Regions from separate parts of the Homo sapiens genome. Here region 1 is linked to region 2. A link is an interaction called in ENCODE POLR2A ChIA-PET data of the cell type or tissue named here. Cell type or tissue: CD4-positive, alpha-beta T cell. All regions are shown on one strand.

Evidence for each region. Peaks named below come from ENCODE experiments on the same cell type or tissue, not always from the same donor. Only the 100,000 strongest peaks of a DNase experiment are listed, where the experiment ranks them.
Region 1: POLR2A ChIA-PET joins it to region 2 with 9 read pairs; 5 of 35 experiments call an interaction of 5 or more read pairs at or near these places.

The regions. Positions count from the first base shown.
Region 1 is chr3:16,937,620-16,940,119 of GRCh38, reverse strand. The region is part of intron 1 of PLCL2 (phospholipase C like 2); the gene reads right to left. Among named protein-coding and RNA genes, the nearest start is that of MIR3714, 5.7 kb to the right of the region's middle. In CD4-positive, alpha-beta T cell, no CTCF peak of the experiment used is centred here; no DNase peak of the experiment used is centred here.
Region 2 is chr3:16,848,209-16,850,708 of GRCh38, reverse strand. No RefSeq gene overlaps it. Among named protein-coding and RNA genes, the nearest start is that of PLCL2, 35 kb to the left of the region's middle. In CD4-positive, alpha-beta T cell, no CTCF peak of the experiment used is centred here; a DNase peak (open chromatin) is centred at 1,318; H3K4me3 peaks cover 604 bases; H3K27ac peaks cover 719 bases.

The DNA of each region.
Region 1 (2,500 bases), 89 kb before region 2:
CTTCACACAAGATGGTAATCCAGACATCTCATGGCTTCCTGTCATTTCATGTGTCCTTTTCTTACTTTCCATGGTCTCCTCCAAACCCCACTCATTTAGGGCTTTGAATGCCACTGTCTCAAATATGGATTTTTAAAAATAGTATGACTCTTCTTCTTTAGACCCTAAGCCCTCAGGTACCACCCACCACTCATGTGCCTGGGTCTTCCCTCTGTTCCCCCAATGCCCGGAAGGAAAATAGACTGTTTCTTCCCCTTCTATGCTGTCCTAGAAACAAACGTTTTTCTGAGGTTTTCTAAATATGTTACTTCGTAGGAAAACACGGAGTGGAAATCATGAAAAGGATCTCCCGAATAAAAGCTGTCCCCAATATTTTGTGCAGTGTAAACAGAATGAGACCTGGATTTTTGTATATTCAGAGGCTCTATAAGTCTATCCTCATTTTTGTTCCACTGAGGCTTAATCCATCTTTATAAATTTTATTCTAGAAATAACTACTTTTTTATTGTTTCACCCAATTTTAATACACTGCACACACATATCTGATAGTTTTCACATTTATTTATGTGTTTGTGGTCTGCTTTGTCTACAGGTGTCTGTCCAGCACAACATTCACAAATAACTGTGGAATGAAAGATTCTCCCTTTAAACCTGCTCCCTTGAAAACCACCTCTTTCAAGGCAGTCTATATAATCATACCATCTGGCAAAGCTAAGTGCTAGTAGCAGAGCTCATACCCATGACTTTCATAGTTCCATGTCCCAATAAACTCAACCAACAGATTTTTCTAAAATAAGCATTTAAAGATAATAATGCACAGACTAAAGATTTATATTTGTTTCTATATCAATAGACCTATTAAACTCTAGAAGACTAAACACTAGTAGTTTGGACTACTAATCCAAATTCCAACAGCTACTAGACTCTCACCCTAAAAGAAAATATGACAAGAAAGAGTGTGTGATTACCCGCTTACCCTTTGCTATCTACAGGGAGAATTGTACTTTCAACATCTGCACAGCATGGATGGGCCTTAGTTGATTTTCAGGAAGCCAAAACATACAGCATGGATTCACAGTAATATTTCTAGGAATCTCTATATTTATATGGAGACAAGATCAGATGATTCAAGGAAACTACACAGCTAGCTGTTAAGTTTTTAAAGTTGAATAAAAGTCAGAAATGAAACTAATATCCTCCCTCAAACACTTATATAAATTTTCTTCATATTTCTGAATTCTTTCGCTCTAGTTTTGGAGTAACAGTGTTAGCTATCTCTGTTTCAGGTACAAATATGAAAACAGTAAACTGAATAGAAATCCTTGATTTAAAGAACTCATGCCTGGGTGGGGCATAAACAAAAGGAGAAAAGGTACAGGGAAAAGAAGCTCAAAAGACATTTTGTGCTCCCTGCATTTCCAAGAAGGCTTCCAGCTATGACATCCTGGTGTCCATCCTATCATACTGCTTCTCAAGCTACCTTTGCACTATACATGCAACAAAAAAGATTACTATTTCCTGGTTTCACATAGAAATGTATTTAAATAAGGGACAATCAAAATCTGTTAGGGAAAGAAAATGGTTAATACACAATCTTCCATAAGTGTACTGTCTTCCCTTAGCCTATGGCTTTCCCCTTCTACCATCCAGTCAACTCCCACCGCAGATACAACGTGGTAAGGATGGACAGAAAGAAAATGAGGATGGCTGAGGCTTCTTGTATTTCTTTCCGAACTCTTGTTTTCTATAATACTACTTCTTCCTCTGTCAGCAATGATTATTGAAATGATCATTGGAAGCTGGTAATTCTAAGTTTTAATTATTATTTTATAGCCCTTTAAAACTGCATTACAAGGTATTTACACACTGTGGAAGTAGTTCATCTTAATTTAATTATCCAAAAGCTTTATAAAATCATCAAAAATTTTAAAGAACAGATCCACCAAACATGATTAACTGCTTGCCCAGTATAAGCAAGTCAATGTTTTTGGCAGAGATTTATAATTCACTCCAGTTCAGTAATTAGTAAAAATACATGTAACAATGATTTAACACGATTGCATTATACAGGTAGTCATGCTTGAAAGCAGTACTATGTAAGACATGTATATTTTAATATGGAACATCAAATTACACGTGAATTGCCACCTTTCAAACCAACTTTTCATAAGGTAATTTCTGTTGCATTACAAAAAAATCCAATTTAAAACTGTAACCTGTTATCCAAAATTAATGCAAGTACAACATTTGCTGCTACAGACTGAGTACATGACGTGGCTCCTTTGGCTTTTGTTTGATTTATACTCTCAGCGTTCATAAAAAAGAAACATCTTTTTAAAATCGGCAACAGGGAGGGGGAAATTCAACCATATGCGAGGAAAACACACACCACTAATTTCTAGTCAAGTGTATAACTTGGAGTCATTAAAATATGTAGTCAAGTAAGGTTTTTGAAACAAACTTTGGCTGATTTTCCAGATTTTCCACAGCAGGTGGGTGC
Region 2 (2,500 bases):
ACCAAGATGGCTTGGCTTCCATTTTAAGGCACACTGACCTGGGAGTTCTGCTGTCTGTGGTTTTGAAAAGAGCTGATATCATCCTGTGAAACAACAGTGGATGCACGTAGTATCAAGAGAAAAGACAAACGATTGGAGAAGATTCTACGAACGACCTCATATGGACGAAGAAGGTTGTGAGGACACAGTGGGTAGAATGGAAGAGGAGTATCCCAGGAGGAAGCCTAGTCAGCAGGCTGGATCAATCCAGCCCTGAGAAAATTACCTACAGCAACAGGAAGGAAGAAAGGAGAGAAGACACGTTTCCAAAGAACCTCAAGATAGTGTCTTGGTATCCCTAGCCTGGACCAGGTTTTAGAAATCTTGCAAAGGCATAGGGATCCTGTTAAATCTGTTCTGAAGGTAGCACTGACCCATTCTTAATAGCTCTTACAAACTCAGAGCAGGCAGATAAAAATTAATTTACTCAAAAGGGGGAAAGCATAGGAGGGTTTTTGGGGATGTGGAACTGGAGCCTGGTTCACATTCAGCCAGGAACAGCTTGCCAGCCTTGGCTGTTAGTCCATTTTTTTTCATCCCGAGACAGGAAATTACATAAGGCCTAAAACACGCACCCCAACAACGCTATGACTGACTGCAGCTGTTCTGATAGAATTCCTGTATCCAGGCTCATTACATTAGGATTTGTGTGTTGCCAACACATGTTTCTTGAGCACCTACTCTATGCAAGATGTTATGTTCTGCTTTATGTGTGGACAGGGGTCAAGTAGAGGATATGCTGGACCTGAGCTGACATAGAAATGTGGTTTCCTTTTACCTCTTGCCAAGTTCCCCAAGCACTCTCTATGCCTAGGTCAATTCTCTTATCTCCTCCTCAGACCCTAGCAGAACTCTTTATACCCAACCCTACCTACACCCTAGAAATAAAGGGCTGTCCTGATCTCTTTTTCCTGAGCTCTGCTACCTCTTGGCTTGATCTTGGGCTTAAAGGCTGTTAACATGATGCATTTTCTTGACAGAGAGAGAGAGAGAAAAGGAAAAGAAAGGAAAAAAAAAAAAAAACATGATAAAACATGAAGAAAGACACAGAACTTTCTTATTTCCCAAAGTGGGAAACTTCTTTTTTTAATGCCTGGCAGAGGAAGTATGGTTGCAAATGTTACCCGGCACTAAACCAGATTAATTTTCCATTCAGGAAGAAACGTAAGCAACTTGGGCTAACGGAGGCAAATTGCAGGGCCCTATTATTTAGCACGTTTGAAATGAAAGCCAATACTGCTATTGAATTGCTGGCGGAGGAGCTTTCTCTTCCTCTTGCTAACGCCCGCCCACAGGTTTCCTAGCAACCAAATTACATTGCGGAGAACACTCCCCAGCAATAACTGACCCTGAATTTTAATTTTTGTGCTGATGCATAAGTGGGATAAATAAATAAACAAATGCAATCACCCTGAAAGAGTATTGATCTTGACTCATCAGGAGCACGCGTAGATTATAGTACGGCAAATAGAGCAATGCAAAAAATTGGTAAAACCTCTATTTTGGAAGATTTTCTTTAAAAAATATAAAAAATTTAGGTAGTCTTGTTGAAAAAATTAATAAAATGGTGGTATGAAGATAAGAATGGAAAGTAAACTTAACCCCCAAATCCTAAATTCTATAATAATATGAAGAATAAAATGGTAATTTTTATCATCCCTTAATTGAAATAGCTTTTCAAAAATGACACTAATTGCGATGCGCATAAATGGCTCTTGGACAGCCACATAGAAGCCCTAGCATTACCCTTCCTGCTCACATGTAGTAGAAATAATAATTTACATGCAAGGTAGAAAAAAAAAGGGCAGGTTGAGCTTGAGGTTTCACATCGACATGCAGTTGCTGCTTTGTGTTTTGAATATATCAGTTTGAATCAAAGGTGTTATCAGTAAACCCTTGCAGTTCCTATTGTCATTTATTCACAACTTTTGAAAATATGCCCTCATGTAGTTATTTAAGTTTTCTAATTCACCTTGGACTAGCAATGATTATTTTTACCATTCTGAAAATCATCTTTCTAGTCTGTTCTGAAGATGAAAGGAAAATGCAGTATAGTATACATCTTTTCATTTAATATGCAGTAATGTTTTTGCATAGAAACTGAAACTCTTACCTAGAAACATTCTTTTAGGTACTTACTAAAACAAATAGAGCTAGGGCTTAGGGTTCAAGTCCTGGCTTCCCGCACTTATCAGCTGTGGGACCCACTTAGTGTCTAGTCTTATTTCCACATCAGTAAAAGGAGATAGCATTAGCAATCATCTCATTGGGCAGTTCTGGGGTCTAAGTGAGATCACCCAGCACAACGCTGCTGTAAAGTAAGTCCTCAATTTCAGCCATTATTGAAAGCACAGTAAACTACACTATGCACTACAGTGCATAGCGTTGAGTGTTATGTTATGAGTGTTATGTTATGAGTGTTATGGGTAGTGTTATGAGTGTGGTGGAGGCTGTGACATGC